Linked DNA regions of Mus musculus: regions 1, 3, 4, 5, 6 and 7 are each linked to region 2. A link is a loop called in an ENCODE intact Hi-C map of the cell type or tissue named here. Cell type or tissue: left cerebral cortex. All regions are shown on one strand. Region 1 holds the start of Ptprk (protein tyrosine phosphatase, receptor type, K). Region 2 overlaps Lama2 (laminin, alpha 2). Region 3 overlaps Gm30228 (a long non-coding RNA gene). Region 4 overlaps Lama2 (laminin, alpha 2). Region 5 has its middle 4.0 kb from the start of Gm30165. Region 6 overlaps Themis (thymocyte selection associated). Region 7 overlaps Lama2 (laminin, alpha 2).

Evidence for each region. Hi-C counts contacts between places; a loop is a spot of excess contacts. Peaks named below come from ENCODE experiments on the same cell type or tissue, not always from the same donor. Only the 100,000 strongest peaks of a DNase experiment are listed, where the experiment ranks them.
Region 1: it touches region 2 in a loop (4-fold over the local background); 5 of 42 quality-filtered maps call a loop at or near these places.
Region 3: it touches region 2 in a loop (7-fold over the local background); 18 of 42 quality-filtered maps call a loop at or near these places.
Region 4: it touches region 2 in a loop (4-fold over the local background); 4 of 42 quality-filtered maps call a loop at or near these places.
Region 5: it touches region 2 in a loop (6-fold over the local background); 12 of 42 quality-filtered maps call a loop at or near these places.
Region 6: a loop joins it to region 2, with 6 times the contacts of the local background. A loop is called at or near these places in 6 of 42 quality-filtered maps.
Region 7: it touches region 2 in a loop (2.2-fold over the local background); 4 of 42 quality-filtered maps call a loop at or near these places.

Annotation. Positions count from the first base shown.
Region 1 is chr10:28,072,890-28,076,889 of GRCm38, forward strand. It overlaps Ptprk (protein tyrosine phosphatase, receptor type, K), which reads left to right and starts at 1,931. Exons shown (of 32, transcript NM_008983.2): 1 at 1,931-2,288. The coding sequence starts at 2,192. In left cerebral cortex, CTCF peaks have their summits at 1,664, 1,868 and 3,370; DNase peaks (open chromatin) are centred at 1,432, 1,893, 2,424, 2,462 and 2 more places; H3K4me3 peaks cover 3,357 bases; H3K27ac peaks cover 2,850 bases.
Region 2 is chr10:27,131,031-27,135,030 of GRCm38, forward strand. Lama2 (laminin, alpha 2) reads right to left here. Exons shown (of 65, transcript NM_008481.2): 34 at 2,937-3,035. Among named protein-coding and RNA genes, the nearest start is that of Gm40618, 150 kb to the left of the region's middle. In left cerebral cortex, a CTCF peak has its summit at 2,287 (motif pointing right); DNase peaks (open chromatin) are centred at 2,289, 2,928 and 3,434; H3K27ac peaks cover 1,363 bases.
Region 3 is chr10:27,760,103-27,764,102 of GRCm38, forward strand. It overlaps Gm30228 (a long non-coding RNA gene), which reads right to left. Exons shown (of 3, transcript XR_380228.3): 2 at 1,856-1,952. Among named protein-coding and RNA genes, the nearest start is that of Gm30228, 48 kb to the right of the region's middle. In left cerebral cortex, a CTCF peak has its summit at 1,511 (motif pointing left); a DNase peak (open chromatin) is centred at 1,520.
Region 4 is chr10:27,482,627-27,486,626 of GRCm38, forward strand. The region is part of intron 1 of Lama2 (laminin, alpha 2); the gene reads right to left. Among named protein-coding and RNA genes, the nearest start is that of 4930579H20Rik, 95 kb to the left of the region's middle. In left cerebral cortex, no CTCF peak of the experiment used is centred here; a DNase peak (open chromatin) is centred at 1,606; H3K27ac peaks cover 886 bases.
Region 5 is chr10:27,673,804-27,677,803 of GRCm38, forward strand. No RefSeq gene overlaps it. Among named protein-coding and RNA genes, the nearest start is that of Gm30165, 4.0 kb to the left of the region's middle. In left cerebral cortex, a CTCF peak has its summit at 1,957 (motif pointing left); a DNase peak (open chromatin) is centred at 1,965.
Region 6 is chr10:28,842,470-28,846,469 of GRCm38, forward strand. The region is part of intron 4 of Themis (thymocyte selection associated); the gene reads left to right. Among named protein-coding and RNA genes, the nearest start is that of 2310057J18Rik, 140 kb to the right of the region's middle. In left cerebral cortex, a CTCF peak has its summit at 1,898 (motif pointing left); DNase peaks (open chromatin) are centred at 1,353 and 1,872; H3K27ac peaks cover 347 bases.
Region 7 is chr10:27,474,224-27,478,223 of GRCm38, forward strand. The region is part of intron 1 of Lama2 (laminin, alpha 2); the gene reads right to left. Among named protein-coding and RNA genes, the nearest start is that of 4930579H20Rik, 86 kb to the left of the region's middle. In left cerebral cortex, no CTCF peak of the experiment used is centred here; DNase peaks (open chromatin) are centred at 1,505 and 2,625; H3K27ac peaks cover 346 bases.

The DNA.
Region 1 (4,000 bases), 940 kb after region 2:
TGCATTTTTTCTGGTTTTATTGAGATGGCATCTCTATTAATTCCTTTTAAGGATTTCCTTCTCTGTCTTCCTTTCCCCTCCCTTGTTTGGGTAAATTACTTTCTCCCTAGTCTTGTTTCCTTGTATGTGTACCACAAGACTCTTACCTGAACTTGATTCCTAACTGTGGTAGTGTCCATTTAAGATGCCTGGTACACTTTAGGCACCCTCACAGCATTTTCGTACTGTTATTTCTCTACCATAGAGAAAATGAACCAAATTCTTTATCCCTTGACTCCGGGAATGACTATGACAAGAAGTGAGGTTCTATCCACTATCTGTAGGTCTCGGAAGGGCTTCGTTTGCATGCTTACTCAAACAAATTGCCAAGTGATGAACATTTTTCATGCAAGAATAGACAGACAAATTCATATATGGACAGACAAGTTTCCTTTGCCTTTACTCTGGCAAATTACTGCTAATTTTAGAAAGTTTTGCTAAGTCTTCAGAAAAGAAAATAATAGGTTTTTGGTTACCTGTGATCTAATAAAGCTCTTTAGTGTACGAAATAAGGACCCTTGGTAGAGTGTGCTTAAAGTTATAGGTTAATGAGCTAAGGAACATTGACATTGTACCCAGAGGGAGATGACTGAACTATGCTGAACTGAATTGACAAGTGTTGGGCTTGTTACAGGTACTAATGAGCAGTCATCAAGGCTGTAGCGTAACGGACTTTCTATCCTCAGCAAATAAAAAAGAAACCCATTTTCTCCCTTCTTCATCAATATGTATAATATATGTGCATAGATGTGTGTGTGTGTAGTATACAGTCACTTGCATCTATTCCAAACCTAGTCATAACAGCATGTATTAATTACAGAAATATGTGGCTCGGTTAATGATGAGAATGCTGTATTAAATTGAATTTCACTTCATTTTGATTTTAAAAGGCTAAAGACATTTTGAGTGACTGACAGGTGCCAATCAAGGCTATTATTAGCAGTTGCATATATAGCATCAAAATTCAAAAAAAAAGTTAGGCTTATTCAGTTTTGGTCATACTTACATGTGTCATAATTTGCAGACATGAGTAAAAGTAAGCAACTATACAGCGTTGCTACAGAAGCAAGTGAAGGTGGCATTTGGAGAAATCACACCAAGCTGCTAAGGTAGCAAAACTGACTTCCTGCCTGTAACACAGCACACAGCATTGGGTTCCTTCGGAGCAACCATGCTGTGCTCATTGTTGGGATAAACTCCTTTTATTAAATACTTATTTCTTATATAGCTACAAGACAGTAAAAATCAAAACAAAACCAAGTCTTGCTCTACTCCACCAGGCTATGCGAAGGCTGAGCGGCTGGGAGCTTCCCAATGACAAATAAACCAGAAACGAGGCACGCCAGCTGTTCACACTGGAAACTTACCCAACATTTTATTTTGGTCCAAGTTTTATTTATTTCGTGAACAAACGAGAGTAAGTTTTCAATGGGGTAGGGAGCCTTATTCCTTATCCTATCAATAAGGAAGAGTGAAATTTCAGTGCAGGTCGGCGTTTTAAAGGTCACATCTACGCTCCCTTTTCTTCCTACCACCAGCCGCTCTGGTGGGACCGCCACCTTGGGGACAGAACCCCAGGACACCTCTCCTCGGGCGCCTCCTCCGTCGTCCGCCCACAGTTCTGCCTCTCAGAGTTGAATCTCAGGGATCCGGCAGGGAGCTGCGCCAGGTCCCCCTTTCCCGCTCGCCGCCAGAGAGCCGCGCGGCCACCGAGCCCAGGTGGCGAACAAAGGCGGCGCGGGGCGCAGGGCGCGGGGCGCGCGGCCCGGCTGGCGCGCGTCTCCCTAGCAGGAGGCGGCAGTGGCGGCGGCGCGCACCGGAGCCCGCATTCCTCCGAAGCTGCCGGAGCCCGCGGGGCGACGTCACCCCAGGCTCCGCCCCCGTCCCTCCCAGAGCAAACTAACTCTGGACTACCCTGAGCAGCCTCTGCCTAGCATGGAGAGCGGCGGCCGCGGCTGGCGGGCGACGCTGGAGACGCTTTCGCCCGCGAGGTAGTTGGCCGACGTTGCGCAAGGACGAAAGTGCTGGCGGGTGGCCGCGGCGTCTCCGCGAGCCCCCCGACGAGGCCGGGCGGGCTGCTGGCTGGCGGATTTCACCGCGATTCCCCCGGAGGCTCTTTGCAAAGCTGCTTGAAACTTCTCCCAAACTCGCCATGGATGTGGCGGCCGCTGCGTTGCCTGCTTTTGTAGCTCTCTGGCTTCTGTACCCGTGGCCTCTCCTGGGGTCGGCCCTTGGCCAGTTCTCAGCAGGTGAGAGGTTGGGGGTGGTCTGTGTCTGTCCACAGTCTTGGACTCAGGCAGGAAGGACTGACTGATTGCTGGTGCTGGGTTCGGGGATCCAGGGGGCGTCCGCTTAAGGTGGCGGGGGTGGTGGTGGTGCAGGTTGGAGCTAGGTCTGTCCTGGGAGTTTGTGTCAGGCGGGACGCAGGGCCAAGAGCTGTGCGCCCCCGTGCGCAGGTAACTTTTACGTTCTCGACCCATTGTTTCTGAGGCTAGTCCGGCGCGCAGACAGCCCAGGGTGTGCTGGATGGAGTGTGTGGCGACCTTGCTTTTCCTGGGTGTTCTTTTTGCCTGGGAGTCGGGAGCAGTCCACAGCATTAGTTAGGGAAGTGAGGAAGAAAAAGTACTTAGGGCTCCCGGGACCACGATTTTATGGCTCGCTGAGCTGGCTAGTGGCTCTCTGTCGCCAGACTGTTCAAAATTTCCCCGGGAAGTCTTTGTGAGAATTGTGGAGACACATAGGGACCGATCTCGGTGTGTTCTGCCAGGTGCTTTTTGTCCCGGGTATAACCGCCTCTGACTATTGTCCAGCTACTTCCCGGTGCCTCCTGGAGGCTCCTTCCTCCTCTGCTGAGGGTTCAGAGTTGCTCCTGGATAGATTACAGAGCACACAGCGTGGAGCACGTTGTATGTATACATTGGCAGAGTCCGTACGACGTTTGTAAATGTAGCTCTAAGGGTAGATTCAGAGCTGTCCTGGGCAGCGAGTTCTGGGCTCCCATTCCCGGAAGGCTTACCCTATTTATGGGGCGAAGCCACCACAAAGCTCAAATCTGGCTCCACACCACCCTGAGTCCGCCTGGGTGACCTGGGCTGGGAACGTTCGCTGTTCTCCTGGACAACCCAGGAGTGAGACGTGATGCGATATTCCAGGCTATCCCTTTGAGTTCTAAGTAAAACCGCTCAGATAAGTCCCAGGATTCCGGGTCTTTCAGACTGGTGGTCTCTGTTCCCGTCCAGTTTTGATATCCTGCCTGTAGGTCGCTGGCTTCTATGTATCTGCCGGCTCTGAAGTTTCACCAGGTGGACGCTGGGGAGCGGGCTCCCAGGTTTAAGCCTCTGCCTCCCACAAGGCTTTACAACTTTTCTGGTTAACCCACCCAGCCCAGCAAGGTTGGAGGGCGCATCCGCTGCTGCCTTGGTTCCCAGTGTTTGTGGAAACACAGAGTGGCCAGAGGGTGACGGGAAACGCGACAGCCGCGCTCCTGGCTGAACCAGCAGGATGGGAAGACAGAACTTACTTTGTACTTGATAGTTTCATTGTTGAGACTGCTCGATTTCCTGGAAATACACTCACCATGATGTTTTCCGGAGCAAATCGTCCCTTAGCTTTTCTTTCCCCCTCCCCTTTAGGAGTTAGACCTCGGAGTCTGGAGCTTGAGTGTATCCTCCTCGTAGGCAGAGACTATGAAATGGTAGCAGGCAAAGGAAAGACCGTGTGTGGGGTGGTGTGCAGAAGGCACCAGCTCTATGCAATGAATTCCGACGACTTAATTTAATTTTCTGGTTTCCGCGTTACCGAGTGTCTCTGCCATACAATGCTGTTAGTATTGGAACCATGCTTGATGTAACTCATTATATGCAGCAAGTTGGAGGGAGTATTGATTTCTACACGGTGCTTGTCGCTTCACGGAGAGCCTTGCTTGAGGAGGCATGTTATTTGTTAATTGAACTTTACCAGT
Region 2 (4,000 bases):
CATAGACTTAAGTGTAAAATGAAAAACTATAAAGTTACCAAAAGGTAAGACAAGAAGAAAGCAGCAGCAGCAACAACAACAAGAAACCCAGACATCCTTGGGTGATGGCAATGAGTTATGGGCTAAAAATGCCAAATATAGACTCATGGGGAACAAAGTCAAACTGATACACTAGACTACATTAGAATGAGGAACACCTGTATCTTTACAAAAATGAGAAATTAAACCATAGAATACAAAACAATTATTCAATAGAAAACAATTACAGGAACTTTTAAAATTTAACAGAGACAGGTTGGGGAGATGGCTAAGTAGGTGAGGAGCCTGCTTCATAGCCATGAAGAGCTGAGTTTGGATCCTCAGCACCCAGGTCAAAAGCTGAGCATAAGTAATGGCCCAAATCTCCAAATCTAACAATGCCAAAATCCACTGGGGAGATAGAATGACAGAAACTACCATTCAGTGCTGAGAATTCAAAATGTTATACCTACTTCAGAAGACATGGGAACTTTCTTATGATACTAAACATACTTGTAGAAAAAAACACCCCAGCAATTAGGTTGCTTGATGCTTACTCAAATGAGGATCATGTCTCCACAAAATTCCGTACAGAGATATTTATAATGAGTTTATTCACAATGCTAAAACTTGGGAGCAATCAAGGCATCCTTCATTAAACATGGATAAATCAACTACGGTGTGTGAAGGGAGTCCTCAAAACCAAAAAGTAATGACCTATTAAGCCATGGAAGGATGGAGGTGTGAATAATTCAGGGGAAAAAGTCAGTCTGAAAATGCTGCATTTTGTGTTTCCATGACATCCTGGCTAAGAGAAGCTAGGTAGAGAAACTATTCTTTAGTACATGATCATGCTGGATATCGCCTTTTTTTTTTTTTTTTTTTTTTTTTTTTTTTGCTTGTGTGCAATGGCAAGAGTGAACGGAAAAACAGGTGACAGACTTTTGAGGATAATTACGAAGCACTGTAGGTTCACGGACAATGGCAAATATCTCATTCTAGCTGGGCAAGTGAACAGTGGAGTAGTTATGAGTTGGGGGGGAGGGGGAAGGAGGACAGGGTCGAAGGTGTGTATAGACTCTCTGCACTTTCCGTTCAAGTTTGCTTTGAGCCTTTAACTGTTCTTAAAAGGCTTCTGAAATATACAAATTGAGTCTACAGAAAAAAGAAAGAGAGAAAGAAAGAAAGAAAGAAAGAAAGAAAGAAAGAAAGAAAGAAAGAAAGGAAGAAAGAAAGAAAGAAAGAAAAAGGGATGTGGGCTGAGACACAAAAGAGATCTGACGTTTGTAGTAAAATAGTCCTGTGTTTCTAGACTGAGATCATGAGGCTACTCAGGCTCAGGGAGGGCGGGAACCGGAACCTTGGCAGCTTCACTTGCAGGTTTATCTGTGGGTCTGCCATAGAACTTGCAAGGGTGACACCCAGTAATCAACTGTTGGGTAAGTGACATGCTGTGTTTCATGAACTTTTCTTTTAATTGTTCTAGACCACATTAAACTGAGGTAGTTTTGGGCATTTCTCATGTATGCTTTTGTTCATTTATTTCATGCCTATTATGTATTTGCATGCAGTTACACCATTCTGCATACACCTAAACATTTACACACACTCGTACCCCCTACACACACACACACACACACACACACACACACACACACACAAACACACACACACACACAAAACTGAAAGCTCTGGGAGGGTGGCTGGAGCCTCGATATTATTTTTGATCTGCCAACCCTTAACCTGGGCTTTGGATGGAGTGGACATTCAGAAGGAAATAAGTTGAGTTGAATTGACTTTAGCAAAACTTCACTAAACTCTCTCATTCATGCAACAAGTCAAAAATTACTAGTTAAATTAAACTAGTGTAAGTTTACTAACTTCAGGCAGAGGCTTTGCTCTATCTTCATGTTTTACATGGGTGAGCTGAGTCTCTGAAAAGGGATTTCCAGTGTGGTTTAAAACCTTAGGACTGTTGTTCATCAATGTGTGCTGAGAAGCCATTTAATTTTCCTGTGGAAGTTTCCTGATCCAGTAGCAGATTTTGTGGAAAGTGCAGGACTAGCGCCAATCTGGGGCTGGGAGCTGCTCAAGATTCCCAGACTTTTAGCAAGTAGTAAAGCCATTGTTAATTTATTCCCTGTTAAGCCTTTCTTTAAATAGACTAGCTACTCCCCAAAGCTGTTCTATATCCAATGTTCTTTGTCATTTAAGTCCCCTGGATCCTAGTTTGCAGGCCAGTCTCCAGGGTCATGCATTTTTCTAGCCACAAGATGGCAGACTTTATGCTGTTTTTCTCTGCCTCCAGTGGTAAAAGGACCTTCTTGCAGTTTTGACAATTTAGCCCAACCAATTGCTGGGAAAAGTCTGCTAGAAGCCGTGTGGATTTTTACATCCTGACTCTAAATGGTGTCTTAAATGCTCCAGATTTTGACAGTAAAGATTTCATTTTCTAAGTAGGAGTACTGCTTGTGACTGTATTTCTGTAAAAATGTAGAAACTCCACGAGGATTAAAGACAGGACAAGGATTTTTCTCTGTTTTTCTTTTCCTTTACACAATCAAGGACGGAGTTTTTGATACTTAGAACTGATTAAAAGAAAAAAAAAACATCTTTCACAGTGGAGTCTGCTAGATAGGGTCCTCAAAGTATATAGCCATCCTTAACCTTTTCTCCTGACCAGTGTCAAGTATGTCAACCCTGTTTCTTGATTTATTGTTTGTGCATTTGGAGAAGAGCACAGGAAAATAAAGAATTCCTTTGGAGAAGAGTTAGCCAACCGTTATTCCTGGAATTCGTGGAAAAAGTTGTGAATTGGAAAGAAGATTTCAGAACGTGAGTGTTGTTTACTTTAACTTGAAGGTAACCCGGTCCCTAATGTGTGTGCTTTGGGGACAGTCACAGATTTCCCAACTCACTCTGGTTAGCAGCTCATTTGTTTCCATCACAAGTGTGTTCACGTTGCCCTCTGCCAACTGAATGAGCCTCTCTGGTGCCCGTTGCGGTGATAGCAGGTGCTGTAAAAGATTTCAGACCATGTACATCTTAGTAAATGGTTTAGCAGTCATCCTAGGGTCAGACAGAGCACATTTTTGTTCCTGTATATACCACATACTTAGCACTTCTACCCTCAATACAACAGAAACTACTATAAGTGGGCAGTTAACTCACTCACTGCCAAGCCAGATATGTAGGTAAATATTAAGATTTGCTGTACTTTATTGAGAAATTAGTATGCACTAAAATTTTGGTTTGTTTATCCTTCCCCGCCTCCCCCGCTCCCCCCATCAATCAATGGCTTATAAAACTCTGAATGAGCAAATGTTCACTGCAGAGAGTTTTTAACAAAAGCTCATAAGCTGGTACTGAGTTGAGTTTAAAAGGATCTTTGCATTTATCGAGGCTCCCATTTCAATCAGCGTAGCTGTAGTTTACAAGCAAGAAAGAGAGCAGCCGCTGCTACAAGGACCTTTCTTGCTAGGCTGGTCCTGCTGTTAAGATTAGTAGGAGCTGGCTTTATACACACAGCTGGGCCAGATTCCACCACAATCTATGGGATACTATTTTTAGATAGGGTCGCTGTTATAGTAATATATATAATGAAAATGAGGCTACTCTGCAAGCTCGTCAAAGGGTAGACATCTCCCCATCCTTGTACATATCAAAAAAATACCCCACCCATTTCATGACTAAATAGGAATGGTCACTGTTCCTCATTGATCATAACTTTAGTACCCTGCTTTTATTTTTTTAGGTAAGATTCACTAGAATTTACAGTTAGGGCTTTACTCCCACTTTCTTTTTTTTAAATTTTTAATATTTTTTATTACGTATTTTCCTCAATTACATTTCCAATGCTATCCCAAAAGTCCCCCCCCCCCACTTCCCTACCCACCCATTCCCATTTTTTGGCCCTGGCATTCCCCTGTACTGGGGCATATAAAGTTTGCAAGTCCAATGGGCCTCTCTTTCCAGTGATGGC
Region 3 (4,000 bases), 630 kb after region 2:
TGAATGAGCTAGAGAAAACAACCAAGGAGCTGAACAGGTCTGCAGCCCCATAGGAGGAACAACTATATGAACTAACCAGTATTCCCAGAGCTCCCTAAGACTAAACCATCAATCAAAGAAAACACATGGTGGGACTCATGGCTCTAGCGGCATATGTAGCTGAGGATGGCTTAATTGGTCATCAATGAGAGGAGAGGCCCTTGGTTCTCTAAAGGTTCTATGCCCCAGTATAGGGGAATGCCTGGGCCAGGAAGCAGGAGTAGGTGGGTTGGGGAGCAGGGGGAGGGGGAAGGAGATAGGGGATTTTAGAGGGGAAACTAGGAAAGGAGATAACATTAGAAATGTAAATAAAGAAAAATCTAAAAATCTAAAATTTTTTTAAAAAAATTTATCCTTAGACAACATGTTTAAATCCTTAGTTATATGTAATCATTAGTTATTTAAATATTTTGTCAATACTGTTTTGTTAAGGTATTTATTCATTTCCAAAATAATAATATTATGTGGAAAACTCCGTTTTAAATTTAGTTATTTGAAGTCTATATAAACACTAAAATGACAAGAAGCTTGGGAAGAACGAAGACCAAGGTGTGGATACTTTGCTCCTTCTTGGAATTGGTAGCAAGTCACCCATGGAAGGAGCTACAGAGACAGAGTTTGGAGTTGAGACGAAAGGATGGACCATCTAGAGACTGCCATATCCGGGGATCCATCCCATAATCAGCTTCCAAACGCTGACACCATTGTATACACTAGCAAGATTTAGCTGAAAGGACCCTGGTATAGCTGTCTCTTGTGAGACTATGCCAGGGCCTAGCAAACACAGAAGTGGATGCTCACAGTCAGCTATTGGATGGATCACAGGGCCCCCAATGGAGGAGCTAGAGAAAGTACCCAAAGAGCTAAAGGGATCTGCAACCCTATAGGTGGAACAACAATATGAACTAACCGGTGCCCACCCACCCCCACGCCACCCCTGAGCTCGTGTCTCTAGCTGCATATGTATCAGAAGATGGCCTAGTCGGCCATCAGCGGAAAGAGAGGCCCATTGGTTGTTGAACTTTATATGCCTCAGTACAGGGGAACGCCAGGGCCAAGAGGTGGGAGTGGGTGTGGGGGGGTGTGTGTGGGAGGGAGTGGGGGACTTTTGGGATAGCATTGGAAATGTAAATGAAATAAATACCTAATAATAATAATAATAATAATAATAATAACATTCAAATAAAAAAAAACCCTAAAATGTTTACTGTTTTAAAAGATCTGATTCAAACAGATTTCTTTTTTATTCCCTAACTGTTTTGTTCAAAATGCTCAATAGTGGTTTCATATTCATAAAGTTCAGTTACAAATTTGGTCTTCTCTGTAAGACAGAGACAAAAATACAAAAATTTTTAGAATGAAAGTCGTTTGCTTTTTTTCTTACAAAAGTGTTTACTTTCTTTGGAGATTAATGGAATGTCAATTAGACTTGGACAATGACGGAAATAAATAAGGAAGGGCGACCCCTAGTGTTGCTCTTCAGAAATTAAATTCATGCACAGCTCCAGAAATTCCATCAGTGGGTGTTCTAAAACTAGCTTTATTGACCTTAATGGTCTTTAGATACAAAAGTTAGTATTATTTAAGAAATAATAAAAATGTTTTAAGGGATTCTTGAGCATGGCAACAGTTCCTCACCCCTGAAATGCCTTTTCAATGACATCAAAGATACAAATTAAAAAGAAATACTGCAAGAGGGAACTGCTCAAGTTTTGCTTGAATGGGCAAAGAGAAAGCTAAGGGAAAAGCTAAGCCTAGCTATGACCTCCCCTTCAGCTGAAGATCAGTTATGCTTAAGACAAGGCAGGAGCCTCACCTGTGCAGAACAAGAAAATCCTGAAGGAATAGTTTACTGTTTTATGGGGTTTTTTTCCGCTGTAGTCTTCACCTCCACAAGCTCAAGGTCGTCAGTCCTAAAGAAAAATGAAAGTCGTTCTGCTTAGACACCTGTCACTTGTGACAAAATAAAATGAAAGCAGGGGGTCAGATGAGACTTGCAGTACCATGTGAACCCATTATCTCTCAACAAGAGGAAACTCTGCCAAAAATAAGAAAGCAACAGGGCCTATTGGGACAGAGAAATTTTTGTACTTCAAGAGAAATTCTTTAAGGAGAAAAAAATGCAGTATTTTAGGAAATTTCTGGCATTTCTATTATGTTTTATTGCCATTGCCTATTAATATTCTTGACTGAAACTCAGTATCAGCACAGAGCTAAGCAAAAATCTGACACTCGGTCCTCTTCTTTTACATTTTGGGTTTCAGAGTTATACGTAAGAGTTGCTTAGACCAGGTTTGAGATCGGAAGAGCTCTGCCATTTTCTTTTACCCAAAGAAATAGAACACATCAATGTACAGAACGATGGGACAATTAAGACCGAGACAGAAACTGAATGTGGTGGCCAAATTGCCATCCACCATAGCAGGTAGAACTCAGCAGACAATGGAGCTTCTGCCATCACTGATCCTGACTCCCCCAGCAGGACATAGCCCATTGCATTTTTCTAATCTACAGACGAGGTTCTCAACCTTCCTAATTCTGTGACCCTTTGATGTATTTCCTCATGTTGTGGTGGCCCCTCAACCATTACGTTATTTTTGTTACTACTTCATAACTAATTTTGCTACTGTTACAAATCATAATGTAATTGCGTGCTATGCAGGATATTGAATAGGTGACTCCTATGAAAGGGTCTTTTGCCCCCACAACATGTTGTGACCCATGGGTTGAGAACCACTAGTCTAGCGTCATTTGATTGCTTGCGATGTTTCCATAAAACAAAACTTTTCCTGGGTTACACCTATGGTTTCTCCATGGACAGTGTACCAATCCAAATGGTCACTACAAGCCTTCCACACTTACTCGTTCCCCTCTACTTGATTGAGAGTAGACTTCCCTTTTAGTTTCTCCCCAACCTCCTGAAATGTACCCAATCCCTCATCAAGTCAAGTAGACCCATTCATGTCTCATAACCAGTGCTCAGTTAAGGTCTCTACTCACACTAGTAAGTGTAAATTATTTAGATCATACACACTAAATTATTTAAAACAGTACAAGCAAAGAATTATATATATTACCAAGAAACAAGACTTGTCTCTATAAGATAATTTAGCACTGAGAGTTTTATTTAAATCTTTTATGTCTCTGGCTTCCAACACTTAGAGGCAAGCAAAAAATCCTTTTCAAGTCTGCATTTTCAGTCTATTTTTATGAATTTATTCAAACAGGTTGCCTTGAGTTCCTGCTGTCATTTACACCCCATGCAATCAAGAACTTTCAATTACTAGCAATATGTCCATCATAAAAAATTTTCATTTATTTAGCAAGGAGGTAATCCTTAATAGGTGCATACATAATTTCATTTTGTATGACTGATTTACCTGCCTACTGATGCTCATTCTAGCAGAGTATTAACACCCTCCTGGAACTGCTGTTTCTTCTAAAAGCTGCATCAATTCCTTCCAGTGACTAATTTCATAAGACACTGAAATGGCCTCTTTGAAATTCAGCTTTCAAAGTTCATAGAGAGTCTAGGAGTTACTTTTGCATGCATTATTATGCTTTCTTCCCAAACAACTTTTGCTAGTAAGCATAGCAAGCCTCCAAAAAACACTGAGTAGGCAACCCCTACTCACTAAATAACAGGAAAGATGCCCCATACAAGTATACACTCACACACTCTCAATACAAAGACAGGAGAGTTAGCTAGGCAATGCTATGCATTGGAGAACTAGGCTGTAAGGAAACTTGTAATAGTTGCAAAAGAATCCATATTGGAAAATCAATTTATTACAGTTTTGTCTAAATAAAAATGGTTTGTTTTATTTTCTACTTGACAGTCCTTTTTTGTTCTTTCCCTTTTTTTCTTTGTGAGATAGGGTCTTGTTCAGTAGCCTAGCCTGGCCAAGCACTCTTCGTCAAGCTCTATGTGATTCAAAGATACTTAGTATGTTGTATATTA
Region 4 (4,000 bases), 350 kb after region 2:
ATAAATGTTGCCTACTTTGTCAGATTTGGAAATCATGTTTCTGAAAGAAATAGGTAGATTTGGAGCCTCAATATTGTAAATGAAAATAATATTTATTGATTATCTCTCACTAAACCAAATTGAAACACTGTCAAATATTTTATCTGCTCAACATAATTCCAGATCCAATAAAATGCTCAAATACTTGACAAATAAATTAACCAGAACACAAATACAAGATGAGGCAAATGCTAGCATCATTCATAGACATGAACACTGCAAAGAGTGCTACAAGTGGTTTATAATTCAAAGCGTGATTGTAGATATATGCTCACAGGATTTGGAATCTAACTGAAGCAGCATTTCCTTCTTTATAATCTGCAGATGTTATTTTTATTGTCCTTTTAAATTCTGATTATTCTCCATGACACTTTAGTAGTCTTCATTTATATTAAAAGAGATTAACATAACTAATTAGTTTCCTATGCATTGATGTAAATTAAAGAAGTCCACTTTCTTTATTACCACAGATCTCTAGAACCATAAATAATTTTCAGTTAACCGTGAGATGAAATATGATGATTTCCTCTAAGTAATCAAGGTATTTTATATTATCACCATAATCTACAATATCTATCAAAATGTATTCTAATTTTTTCCTATTTAATTCTCAATTAAAGTGCCATTTTGTAGTTAAAAGAGTTCCACCTTCCATCTGAATGCACCACCCAACTTCCTACCTTCTCTAGCTCCTGCTCATGCCTGCACATGAATTATTCCTCATAAATTCTAGAAGTGTTTTCTTCAAAATCTGCTTAAATTCATTTCTTTGGGCTAAAAATAAATCTTCATTCCTCCTTCTCCTTCAGCAATGACTTTACAGGATATGACATTTTACTTTAAAATCCTCCTTTTATCTTTTATTTTTTAATGCAGATGGACTTCTGGCATAAGACGCCATGTTTCTACCAGTTTGAATTTCCAGAATGCCTAGCATATCTGTAGGTGTATTATAAACACACAAAAGTTCTTAATAAGTACAACTCCATTCACTTACAACATAATAATATAAAAGTTCCTGTAAAAAAAATGTATGTGGACTCATCTCCACATATAAAAACCTGCCAGTCAATTTGCTAAAAGTATGTACATATAGGCAAATTATTATGTGTGAGTCATTTATTCTTTCAACAAATATTTACAGTGCTTGCTATAAATATATGAGACTGCGTGGTTGTTAATTTATCCAAGTTCTTCATGATTTGGCTGAGAAAGCCTTGTATATGGAAAAGATAGAATGTGTTGATAATAAACTAAAGGCCTTTTATTCATGGAGAGATTCCTCTATTTTTTCTCTTTTCAACTCTTTTTCTTTTTCTTTTAACAGGACTAAGATCTTCTCTTTCAACCAGGGACATTACTTTTAAGTTTTCATGCCCAACAGTTGACATTTTTTTTTTTTACTGTCTAAAAATCAAAACTAGCTGGAATTTTCCAGTTTTAAAAATGTTCAGTTTTAGTTACACATGAATAGAGAAAGTTAGGTCTGAGCAGATGGCTGTCAAAACACCAATGACTGCACACCATGGCTGAGAACTTGCACACAAAAATATGCAACTTAGTGCACAGTATAGACTTCTTCCATGTAAATGCCAATGGCCATCTGGCTTGGAAGCTCTGCAAAATCAATTTGATGCAATTCTATATTTGCCCTGTCTTCCATGGATATTAAAGTATATCAGCATCTGTTAGAATCTCTAACAGGAAAAAAAATTGTCCCCCGAACCATTCCATGCTTCTGCATTTTACTTTCCAACATTAAAAACAGCTGGTTGCAGAAATATGACTCCCACAATGAGGCATGTCACTCACATGAATGGAGATGGTTGGAGACCAGAAAGAGTTAATGTGCTTCACTTAGAATAAACCCTTTCCCCTATGGGACCACAAAAACACTAACTGTTCACAAGTAGCTTTATTCTTATTGTTTCTTAAGAGTGTAGCTACTACATTCCTCTTTGCATTTAGGTTCAACTTTATGTACACTTATGCAAAATATTTCTACTGCCATATTGCTGGAAATTCAACAATCTGTTTGCTTTAATTAAATTGTTACATAACTTAATAGAAAAATATACATTCTACAAATTGGGTTGCTATATAGTGAATATAACTACCATAGGCATTTTTTTCTGTTGGGTCAAAACATATTTTTGTATTCTACACAACAAAAAGTTAATTGCTATTATGATCTTATGTGGTAGAGTCTTTTATGCTAGATTATATTAAATATGAAATTACTAACAGATATTACAGGAAAAATCCTCAAAGAAAAATGTTTATTATTGAGGAAGTATACTAGAATACAGAGAACACAAATTGCAGTTGATAACTGAGTTTGATTCAATAAAGGAATATATCATATAACATTGCATATATGTGTGTGCTTAGATGTGTTCTATATTTTAAGTGTAGAAAGATTGGAGACCTATTCTGAAAGTTGGGATGCAAGAGCAAATACTTTGTTCCACCAAAAAGAAATCACTGTGAATGTTCCTGTTGCTCCTCAATGCAAATGGCATTTACTTAAATGAGCAGTAGCATCCATAGGTAGATTGTGACCTCAGAGCTCTCATCTCTGTTGTTCAGTGGCTGGGCAATTTCCTATTAAAAGTGTATGAATTTGCCCATACTACTGAAAAAAGCAAAAGTGGTTTCCATGACTTAAATATTCTTAGGTCTTTTTTTTTTTTTTTTTTTTGACTTCTGATATGGTTAGTCTCTTTCCTCTGAGAACCCTTCAGTTTATGTAGAATTCCTCCTGGACCCAGTTGTAATGACGTTGGTGAATAATGTGATGGCAGCCACACTGAAGTAAGAGCTAATCCCCTCATCCATGAGGATAAAGTTATCATTCTCTAACCCTGATTCTAAAATATCCTTCAGAAAAATTTGTGATCTGAGCTTGTGAGTTTGTTTAAAGAATAGCATGTCCCCAAATACCATCCCTTCTATTAAAATGTACACCACTTCTTTTTTAGAAATTCATGCAAGCTTAGAGTACGGGAAGGGGAAACTAAGAAAAAAAATTGCATTTTTGTAATTGAAAGTGAAAAGTCTCCTTTATATAAAAATAGAACATATTTCATATAATTTTCTATATCTCAATGATCTCTTTCCTCAATGATTGGAACTAAATTTCTTAGTCAGGGTTTCTATTCCTGCACAAACATCATGACCAAGAAACAAGTTGGGAATGAAAGGGTTTATTCAGTGGAAACTGTTCATCACCAAAGGAAGTCAGGACTGGAACCCAAGCAGGTTAGGCAGCACGAGCTGATGCAGAGGCCATGGAGGGATGTTATTTACTGGCCTGCTTCCTCTGGCTTGCTCGAATTGCTTTCTTATAGAACCCAAGACTCCCAGACCAGGGATTGAACCTCCCACAAGGGGCCCTCCCTCCTTGATCACTAATTGAGAAAATGCCTTGCAGCTGGATGTCATGGAGGCATTTTCTCAACTGAAGCTCCTTTCTCTGTGATAACTCCAGCCTGTGTCCAGTTGATACAAAACCAGCCAGTACATAGACACTCGGTTAAGTTCTCAATACAGACACCTATAATGTTTAACAGAGAACATTCACTCTTGCAAAATTCATTTATAAATGTTATGGACACTGAAACTATTTAGGAATAGACTAATTTTAAAATGAAATTCTTAAGACCTTGGGTTTTTATTCTGACTTTACTACACTGTTGCTTAATCAAAAAATGGAAAGATACATTTACATTATAAACCATGTAAGTTTATTTAGACATATCTTTGGGTACATGCTAAATGGGCTAAATATTTTTATTTGATGTACATTTCCACTAGAAAGTAGAAAGTAATTTTGTCATACTTCCTACATTTTCCCACATGGTTTGGTACAATTATCTTATATGTATGTACCATGGAGCTTAAATAAGCTCAATAATGAGGGTGAACATAGGGTCTATGTAAACATTCTGGGTACTAGAGA
Region 5 (4,000 bases), 540 kb after region 2:
GAATTCCAGAGCAAAATCACACCACTACACCAATGAATTATGGGCCTATTTTAAAACAAAAACAACAAATAATCTTCTGTAGGGCCACTCGGACCTGGTAAACAGAAAATATTTAGCCATGCATCTGAGGTGCATGTCAAAGCTGTGTTCCATTTTATTTGATATGTGACAAAATCAGGCACAGGAAACAGCAACCCATTACAAACTGTAAATTGTCTATTTGCGATTAAGCCTATACAAGAATGAATCAGATTTATAAGGCACATCGTCAGGCATTCTGGAATCCCAGCTCACAAATCATGCTTTACTGGCCCCACAGCCTCAGCCTGCTGGAGGGGAGAGTTCAGACACAAGTCACTGAGGGAGCAGGAAGAAGTATGAGGTATTGCCAAGGGTTGTGATGGAGCTGAGTGCATGTTCAAGCTGAGATGTTGCGAGTGGATGGGATCTAGTGGTATTGATTCATTATGCAGAAATAATTGTTGAAACTACATAAAAAATGCATGGACATTTATTACACAATTTTATTTTAAGTACCAGCTATTGACCATAATTTTAAGAAGATATTTAAATATAAAATTAAGGTGAAGAGAGGTATAGTAGAAAACATGGAAGTTCTCAATGAAAATTCACACTATTAGGTTTCAATAGTAAATGTCAATCCTTGGACTGCTATTGCATAGTTTTCCATTTCTAAGCTAGTTGGTCTACCGAGAAATTCCCTTTGATGAATAGCAGTGGCGTGGAATGTTGTGGTATTCAGAGATCTTGTGTGGAATGGGTCACTTTGTGACTATCATATTGGCGAGATGCCACTGCTGAATTAAACTGTGAACATGAATGATGCCTTTATGTTCCAAATGAAAAGCACACAATATATTTCTTGTCCTGTTGCTAAAAAATGTTGGGTTTGTAGCTGACTGCTTTTGCGTTTCATTGGAGTACTGTTTTAACTCTACAGAAATGTAAGTAGAAGCCACATCATGAAGCATAAAGACAAACCCAAAGGGCATTTCTTCTCTTATTTTACAAATGAGAAAATGGGAACTTCTGCGGTCCTCGAGGCCTTGCTGATTGAGTTGAGACCAGAACACAAAAGATGGCCCCTCTATCTGGTGTTTCCTCCTTAACCAAACTTAAAATCACAGTAGCATTCCGACCAATAGAGTCAGTCTACAAATGAAAAGTCTCTAATGAACATTGAAGCAAACTTTGCCCCTCAGGCAACTTTCTCCTTAACTCCATATCCCCTGTCATCCTGAGAGAAGACTTAAAACCAGTCTTTGTTAGCAACTCTTCATTTTGCCAGGTCTATCATGGCACCTGACAAACTGTGATCAAAATACGCTCACTAGAAAAGAAAACGACGTGGCAGTTGCACCAAAAATTCTAAAACTCTTTCCAAAAGCAAAATGGCTGTCATGTTTCATCAAAAAGATAAAAGAGGCGATGTGTTTTTAGCATATGAGGGTAATTAAATTTGAGCATCGGGTTTTGTCTTGGGCAAAGTAATTTACTCACTTTCAGTAGTGCAGACTGTTATAGGTAGTACGTGAGGTTTCTCTCCATTCTATAATACTTGTTAAAAACCCAACACATAAACACTTAGTAATCCTAGTAATAAAGAAAATTTGTCATAAATGCTACCATATAGTTTTACAATTCATGATTTCTCCCAAAGAAAAAAATTTAACTACAAAAAGGGATTTCTAACCTTTTGCATCTAAACTCATTTTCATTCTTAAAATAAACTGTGTAGGTTTTTTAAAAGAGATTATCAGTTGTATCTTACTTGAGAGGAAAATATATTTTCGTTCTTAGGTCTGTTGTCTCTAACAATCTAGGAAAATTCTGTAAGTGTGAACACAGTCAAGTGAATCCAATAAAAGATCTCTGCCCCAGGTAAATGAGTTCCAGAAAATTAAGTAATTCATTCTTGTGTTTATGAGGGCTTTTTAGTGCACCCTTGTGGCAAAGTAATAAATTACAAATGCAACCTTAAGGAAGAATCCTGAGCATAAAGCCAGAGAAGGAGAGATCACTACCTTCAGTACTACTACATTCAGGGACATCACTGTTGCCTGATCACAGAAAGATAAAACCAATCAAACAAACAAACCAAAACAAAAACCAACCAAACCAACAAATAGAAAAAACAAATGCTAGCACCACTTTACCGGATGCATGAAACAGATGCGGAACATGGCCTGAGAGAAAAGGGTTAAGTTTTTAAGAGGCCAATGAAGCTATGCATATCGGCCCACTTTTCTAAACCCAGTGCTGTAGATCCAGAAGCAGGTGAATTTCTGTGATTTCCAGGACATCCTGGGCTACCTGGCAAGTTTCAGGCCAGCCTGGTACATAGAGTGAGAGCTAATTGATTGATTTCCAAATTGCTTATTCAAATTCCCACTCATTATGAGAGAAAATGGCGTTTGGGCAAAACTTTCTTTCAAATTGTCAAACCTATTCTCAACTCTAATCTTTTTGTTTCTTTGTTCATTTCTTTGTTTTAACAAAACACAAGAAATACTTGAGCTGTGTAAAACTGGATGCTTTCTCTTGTTAATTTATACATCCATTATAAACAGCCTTTCAAATGTTGTTGGGAACATCTTCTTCAGCTTGGGAAACAAGAAACCTTCCTAAGTGGAAAGCTAAATCACTGTCTGGAATGTTCTCACAAAGATTAAGATGATATATTTTTCAAGTTAAACAAGGTCATATTTTCTTCTCTCTGTGTTATGTTTTATGTGCACACCTTTGTGCATTAATTAATCTTCTAATTAATTAACTAGATGTTGAGAGCCTTCCTCTATTGCCCTACAAATTGTTGCCTTGAGAAATGGTTCATCATGAACCTAAAATGCCCCATTTTATCTGGACTCTGGTTATAGAACTCTTGGAATTAAACTGTTTCAGCCTCAAACTGCTACATTACAGCTTTATTTGCCTAGTTTTCTTTTTTAACTGTCATGTGTTTTTGTGGTATGCACCTATGTGTGCATGTTCACATGTTTGGGAGCACATGTGTGTGCACAGATGTGTGTGTGTGAGTGGACATTTATGTGAGTTTATATGTACCTGGAAGCCCAAAGTTAATGTTGAGAGTCATCCTCCATTGTTCTTCTGCCTTATTGATTGAGGGCAAGTATCTCAATCAAACCCAGACTTACTAACATGGCTAGACTCAATAAGTAAGCAAGCTCTGTGGTTACCCTGACTTGACCTTCCAAGGCTGAAATCATAGGTGGACTACTATACCTATCCAGCATTCATGTGGATTCTGAGGATGTGGAACTCCTGGACTCTCGTACAACAAGCACTTATCCACCAAGCAATCTCCTCAACTCCATGAGTGGCTTTTTATATCCTTTCTAGACTTTAGGATTACACAGAAAATACTCTCACAAACTGATTCATCTCCCTGGGATCCTAAAATCCTATTTTTATTAATTATTTTATTTACATTTCAAATGTTGTCCCCCTTCCTGGTCACTGTCTGTAAACCCTCACTCAATTCCTGCTTGCTTTTGCTTCTAAGAGGGTGTTCCCCCACCCATTCACCCACTCTCAGCATTTTGACAAATGTCATCCACACTGGGCCATGGATGCCTCTCACATCCCTGCCATCTGAAACTTTGCAGTGGTTCCTCCTCCCCAACTGTTACATATTTCTATTCATTCCCCTGGCCCTTTGGACTTCTCTCGTGTCTTTTCCCATACCTGGTCCTGCCCCTCAACCCCTTTTTGTCCTTGCCCTCCCATCTTCTGCCCAGGTCCCTCTCTCATTTTACCTCCCAAGGCCATTTTGTTCCCCCTTCTAAGTGGGACTGAAGCATGTACACTTTCGTCTTCCTTCTTGTTAAGTTTCATATGTGAGTTGTATTGTGGGTATTCTAAGCTTTGGGCTAGTGTCTAGTAATCATTGAGTACATACCATGCATGACATTTTGGTTCTAAGTTCCCAGACCCAGGATGATATTTTCTTGTTCCATCC
Region 6 (4,000 bases), 1.7 Mb after region 2:
ACATACTTTAAGCCATTGACTGTGTGATAGTTTGCAGCTGTAGCTCATGAAAACTAATGTAGTGTTCCAGTGTTCCAGAACTTCTCGAAACACGTGAATAAACACGTGTTTGCCAGACATTTTGAAGTTTTGCCTAAACAGCCTAGCCAAAAAACCCTCCCATGAGTTACTTATTTGATTAATTAATTCATCATTCGTGTATTGAGGGCTTGATAGATGTTGAAAGTGTAACCAGCAGAAAAATTGCCAGGAGCACTGTGCATAGGAGGATGGAGTTACAAGCAGTCAAGGCTGAGGTTTCCTGGTGGAATTCCAAAGCTGTGCATAGCAGGAGAGAGAACAAGGTAGGATGTAGAATAATCTTTAGGATTGCTGGCAGTACTCTGGAATTTGCATGTGCAGTGGAACAGGGGTCCCAGAGGCACTATATAAAGGAGATCACTTGGCAACCCTAGTTTTATGTGGAAACCATTCCTCTTTGCTACTGAAGTAGGGTAGAACTTGCTATTGTCTGGTCTCTCGATGTTGCATTGCTTACCTGAATAATTTGATCCCAAACTCCCCATATAAAGTAGTTCTTTTTCTATGTATGATCATATCTATATAGCTACATTGCTTGGAAATTGGATCATAGTCCAGTTCTCTGTGGATGACTGTGAATTTAGTTCTGGGTAATGAGTATTTTTGTTACTTAAATTTATATTGAATTTCTATGCTTGCTTTATATTAGGTGTATTAAAAATAGTTTGCATTCTCCACATGAATAGCATACTGCATTGTTTTTTCATAGTGGTGAGGGACAAGAAGGAAAGGACAGCAGGGTCCTTGAGCTCTGCTCTTTTCTCTGTTAGACATGGATAGAAAAGGCCAGAAAAGAAAGATGGCCCTCCCTACACCACCCTGTCTTTCTCCCTTCTGGGGTGTTATTTTCCTGGGGTTCCTATCTCTTGCTGTGTTCAGTGCCCACCTCTGAGGTGTTGCCCATCTATTCCATGTGTAAAATGCAGACAGCATCTTAAGGTTATGTGAATTCCCGTACAGAGCATTCCATTAATACTGATGATCCCTGTCGGAAGCAGGCATTTGTTAGAATTTGCAAGTCAGGAAACGCATTCAAGCTCTCTCTTACAGTGAAGGTAGCTGATGAACTCTCTATTGCTTGTAATTCCCGAATGCAAATGTCACTGATCACGATGTTAAGCCTTTAATTCTTAAATTAGTCTGTGATACATTTATGCCTATGTAGTTAGAGAGCAAAATTCTCAAATCCAGCACATTACTCATATGTCTCAGGGACACATGCATTTTTTTAAATGGTAAAATTAAATGTATTTACATAGCTGTTTGCCAAGAAAATGAAAATGTTTTAAGTAAATATTCTTGGAGCTGAGATAAGAGGAGCTAGGACATGGGTGGCATTTGAATATTTCTTACTTGGCTGTGATTTCAGAAACACAATACTCTGAAGCATTTATAGGTGCATTTACCAGCCTCCTGGAGTCCTCACAACCAAGGGAAGGTGCCAACTGCTCTCCTGGGAGGCTCTAGTGTGAGTGACCTGAAGTTCATGAAAATAATATTAGTCCAGAAGGTGTCTGTACGACTAAAAAAAGAAAGCACCAAAATCAGAAACAAAACAACTCCCCACCCAAAAAACTAAAACCAATCAAAACCAAAACAAACAACAACAAACACTCCGCCCCGCCCACAAAACCTCCTCCACCTTTGCCCAAGGAGGTCAGTTTTTCAGATGAAAGACATTTAATCCCAGAGCCAAAGAGTCCTGGCAAATTTCCCACATTTAAATCCAATGCCCTGATATAATGTCACTGCTTTGTCAGATGTAAAAAGCCAGACACGATGGGGAAGACTGCCACCTGGTGGTCATATAAGGTTACTACTCAAGCCAGCTTCCTGGTTGGTTGTTTATAGCTAAACTTTAACATATATGTCATTATTAACTTGCATTATTTGGCTAATTATGAAAGCAAATGGGTTTCTGTGTGACACTCACATACATGCACAATAACGCACACTCTCTCTTCCCTACTGGATCCTGCTCCATGTTCTTAGTACCCATAACTCGATGGTAATAACCTAATGTTTAAGGCAAGTGTACAATTAATTAAAACTTGAATACCACAGAGGACAAGTGAGCAATATTCTATTTTATTTACTTCCTAAGGCTAAGAAACACATAAAATTCATTTCTCTCGTGAAGAAACTTCAGACAACATTGTTACTTTTTCCTAACTTCAAAGACTGCAATAACAACTTTTCACACTCAAAGTAATCTCTTATACATAAGGAGGCTAATATCTCTGAAGTTGTTTTTACTAGTTGATGGATATGTCCACACTTATTTTTGAACTTTGGAGAAGACAGGATCATTGTCAATCATGTAGGAGTATTGCTTAAAGCAGTGGTGCTGGGATTTTGTCTGGTCCTGTGTGTGTGTGTGTGTGTGTGTCTGCTGTAACAGTGTCTGTGTTCTCCTATATGCATCATCCCTGTGTCAGGAAGGCACTGTCTCCTTGAAGTCCTCATTCTCTGGCTCTTAACAACCTTTCTGCCTCCATTGTACATAAACCTTGAGGGGGAAGATTTGATGCAGATATCCCATGTAGGGTCAAGTGCTCCGAAGTCTCTTCCTTCCTGCACACTGTCCAACTGAGAATCTCCTCGATGATTTCTTTCTACAGTAAGAAGAACCTTCTGATAAGGGTTAGTTCTTTATGGATATAGCCATATGTCATTAGTAGTCATTTTATCGCTATGTTGCTTTAGCAGAATAATGATTTTCTTCCAGGCCTATGACCTAACTAATCTCAGGTTTTTTGTGTGTTTTATCAGAGTTAGGTATGGGCTCCTTCTAATGAAGGAAGTCTTATATATATTTTTAAAAAGTGGATGGCCACCTTCAAAATTTTTGGCCCAGAATTGTACCTGTCTGAAGAAATGCAGAGACAAAAATGGAGCAGAGGCTGAAGAAAAGGCCATCAATGACTGGCCCAACTTGGGATCCATCCCATGCATAGGCACCATACTCTGACAAGATTCCTGATTTCTTGTTGTGCTTGCAGACTGGAGCCTAGCATGAATGTTCTCTGAGGGGACCAGGAGGTGGGGCAACATTTTGGAAGTAAATAATTAAAATAAAAAAAGTGTTTGGCTACACCTATGTGTGATATTTCTGTAACTATTGCAGTAGTATGTCTCCCATGTCACAGTGTAGCTTGGTGTTTGGCTACACCTATGTGTGATATTTATGTAACTATTACAGTAGTATGTCTCCCATGTCACAGTGTAGCTTGGTGTTTGGCTACACCTATGTGTGATATTTATGTAACTATTACAGTAGTATGTCTCCCATGTCACAGTGTAGCTTGGTGTTTGGCTACACCTATGTGTGATATTTATGTAACTATTGCAGCAGTATGCCTTGCACATCACAGTGTAGCTTGGTGTTTGGCTACACCTATGTGTGATATTTATGTAACTATTGCAGTAGTATGTCTCCCATGTCACAGTGTAGCTTGGTGTTTGGCTACACCTATGTGTGATATTTATGCAACTATTGCAGTAGTATGCCTTGCACATCACAGTGTAGCTTGGTGTTTGGCTACACCTATGTGTGATATTTATGTAACTATTACAGTAGTATGTCTCCCATGTCACAGTGTAGCTTGGTGTTTGGCTACACCTATGTGTGATATTTATGTAACTATTGCAGTAGTATGTCTCACATGTCACAGTGTAGCTTGGTGAAATTAATAATCACCTTTCTTCTCCAGTTACCCGCGAAGCATCCTTCAGCATCAGGAGCCCTAATCAGAGTGTTCCAGTGAGGAGTAGAGATAAACAATATTTTAATTAGTAATAATTGCTATTTTATAATTTAGTTCTTATTTTGTTCGATTGCTTTACCTATGTTGTTCTACTGCATTAAGAAAATGATGGTGATGAACACCTAAACATTTTTCTTTTAAACCTGTGATCA
Region 7 (4,000 bases), 340 kb after region 2:
TAGCACAGTTTATTACAAACCTCATAATGTTTTAATCCTGTGCAATGGTTGTCTAGTCTATAACATGACTGAGTATATCAATCACACTATTTAACATTAATACCACTGAAATGAAAATATATTGGATGAGAATAAAATCATGCATTGAATAAGCCTTCTGGAGAGGACTCATACCCACAAAGCCCATACGTTTACTGGAGTCTTGTTATGATAAAATATAGAATTGTTTTGATATTTAACCAAAATGGCATGTTCACTAATTGAAAAATAAAGAAAACTTTTATTGTGGTTTGCTGTCCTCCATCCCTGCCTATTCCATATCTATTTTCTTTGTTTCTATTCTTTCTATGTTTTCTTTCTATTCTATTACAAATGGAAAAAATGAAGAGGTACATATGAACAGGTGCTTCATTTAGATATTTATAGGAAAAAAAAACAAAATAAAACAAAAATGTAAGTTTCCTGTTGCCTATAGCATAACAGCCTGATTTCTTGGTATCCTGAACATTTGCAGTCCAAGACCAACCACCAATCACAACTGCCCATCACAACTGCCAATCACAATTATTTTCAAAAAGATACAACAATAATATAATGATCATCCATAGTCACAGGTTATTTTACAATTGGATTTTAAAGTGAAAAACTTATTTCTTTACTTTTCAGCCATTGAATTTTTTACCTGTGTTATCTTTGTGTAACTATGAACAAACTTCTTTTTAAATGTCATTTATAAAATGTCCACTATATCTAGTGTATATATTCAAGACAATTTAATACTATGTGGTATTAATACTTACAGAGATATTTTGTCTTTGTTCCCAGGTTAATGAACTAAATAAATATTTTGGAGTACTGTCTTCATTACTTATGATTAGCACAATATTGTACTTCCCAATTAACCGCCAAAAGCACCTATATGGACATATACATGTATGTATTTGTAGGCATATATATGCACTTGACTTTTCAAAGAATGTGTCTGGCCAGTTTTCATAATATATCTTGAAATATTCACATTAATACACACAAGTTGATATTCAGTGGTATTTGGTAGCTTCCTGGGAAAAATCCTTGAGTCACTGAAACAACTGTTTTCAATATATTTATTTTCATTGCAAAGTTCAGTCGTTTATTATTAATAACACATGACAGATCTCTGCCTTCTTTCCTGTCATTTCCTCCCTTCTTCTCATAGTAGTCTGGGTATCCAGCATTTCTTCTCTGAGTTGTTGCCAAGCACCTATCACCTTCCAAGAGAAAAAAAAATAGTGTGTAGAGTGGGACTGTTTGAATGTTTCTAATTTTTCATTTCAGTTTCTGGGTCTGTAGAGCATTTTAAATATATTCATGTGTGTAAACAGGGCTGTTTCCAAGTGATTCGCTATTTAAAAGACTAAAAGAGAACTTGCCAATTGCAAATGTTCTAAGATGTGTCAAGGAAGTAAAAGAGACACTTGTCTGTTGAAATCCTAGCTACGTGGGTGTGTAGGAATACACTAGTATAAAACAAAATTGGAAGAAAACAAAATGTTGCAGAGAATGGCTTCCAGCTGTGCACCACAGGAAGTAGCTTAATGCTCTCCATCCACAATGCAGATGAAGAGTTTTATAGAACTGAAAAAAAAATCAGCTCAATTTGAACTAATAGCCGTCCAGACACACAGCACTTGCAAGCAAGGAGAAAAATAATGTCAAATCTACTTGGCCAGAAGCAAAGAAGCCAGGAGACAATGTATTCCACTTCTGTTTCCATGGCTTGCAAATCTGTGACTTAACTCTGGCCTTCCAAAATAAAAGAACATTTCCAAAGGTCTCTGTCTTACTTTGGTCTTCATTCTTGTTTTGTTGTTGTTGTTGTTGTTGTGTTGTTTTGTTTTGTTTTAATCATCAGAAACAAACAAACAAAAGTAGTTCATGCAGAATTAATTTTAAAAGTCATGTTAAGTCTTAGTCTGTTGTTTTTTTTTTTTTTACTTTTAATAGACAAAGATGAAAAATAGGCTATTTTTTCTTTCATCATCAAAAGGGAAATAAACCAAACATGATCGTGTGAACTGCCATTGATCAGCTGAGAGCTATCTGTGTTAACTCTAAATAATAGATACCACAATTGGGTAGGCATTATAAACACAAATGGCTTCTCACTTACGTGGTTCAGTTTAGAAGACATTAGTACATTTAGAAGACATTAGTACAAAGGACACCAGTGTTTTAAATCAAAGCAGAATTATTTTATCAATTTGCTGTGGCCTATAATTTAGACATACCGGAGAAAATAACAATCATGGCCATCCAAATCCAGAAAATCATATTAGTTTAAAAACAGTGCTTCCAGAGGGTCATTTTTGTACATCAATCTCTCCTAGTTTCTCAACATACTTTGTGAAATTAATTTTAACTATGCTATGCTTGGCAAAGCACTTACTATAACATACATCTTAAAGTTAAAAAAAATCAAATTTAGCAAGATATCTTTGTGACTACATTAAACACATTTTCATCTCAAGCTGAACTGCCCTAGAAACAGGTCCCCTCCATACTCTGCTCCCTTCCCTTACCAAAAATTCTGCTGTCTTGCAAACATTGCTCTGCTTGCATTTCTAGTCCCTACAAAAGTCCCTACCTGCCACCTGGCAAAACTGGAATCCATCCACCGTTTTGTTTGGGTTTGATTATGTGCTTCCTGTAGGAGAATCCAGAATAAGCATCCAGATGGTGTTTAACATCAGTATGTTAAAAAATAATTATCTTTGTTGAGACTTTTATTTGGAATGTTCTAGCAGAAGTGACCCAGGTATATATTGAAGAGGTAGCAGTCAGGTGAATCAACTTCATGCAGGCTCCTTTCAGCTCTACTTCATCAGTATCAGCAGAACACTTACTTACTCAGTACCTTCTCTTGTCTGCCTACTCCAAAATCAACCCTTCAAATCATATGTCTCATTGGCAGGTCTTTAACTCCCTAAGGCTGAAATTGAGAGACTCAAGCTGGCAATAGCACAGGAAAGGTCTTTGTAATACAGAAAAATAAATGGAAAAACTTTATGCTTATTTCTGCTGTTAATAATTACAAAAATGAAGACTGGAAAACCTCTATGTACCACATGCTATATCAGGACATGCTTGCAGTTATAGCCTTCAAGCAAAACTATCAGATGGGACTCACTCATGCTCTGATGAACACAACTCCCTCAGGAGAGGTGGTATTATATGATCTTTGGTGTCTGCTCCTTTATTTCTTATCCCTATTGATGAAACCCACATGAAAATCTGGTTATGCCTTCTGTTTACCCAAACTTAAAACACCTACAGGAGTGAAAATAAGACACTTTCTTTTAGGTCACACACTGTTTCTATGAGTAATCGAGTTCATTGGGAACTCTTATTTCATTCTTTCTTCCCGATAATTTCATATACATCCAAGTCATCTATGGAATCAATAACTCTTCACTGTAGCTCCAGGAAAGGAAGGTTTCTAAGCCTTAGACCTGTTTATCCTCATTTTGCCTGGCAAGTCCTCTCATATATTCAAGATGCATCAACACTCTACTCAAAGGGAAGATGGGAATTTCCTCTAAACCTTACCCAACAACACTCCCTGAATTCATTGCTCCTGCGTTTCTCTAGTTCGAAGTATGCTACTCACTCCACCAAGGGCATCATGATGAAAACTGGAAATCAATAAATATTCACATCATTTCACCACTAAATACTACTCTAAATATAAACCAATTTTAAGTCCACCTGTATTTCCATCACCTCTGCCAACCTGTGGAGGAAAGTCATAAGCATTTGTAACATCAGAACTTCTGCAGTCACCTGTTGGCAGACTACTGATGGCATTTTGCTTTTCTTTCAACATTTTTTTAAACATAAAATGAATCCTCTGTAAGATGCAAATCTGATTAGGTCACTCTTTTTTAAAAGACTTTTTTCAACAGACTGCATGTGCATGTAAACATAATATTATTACCGTGGTTGACAAGGTCTTCCCATC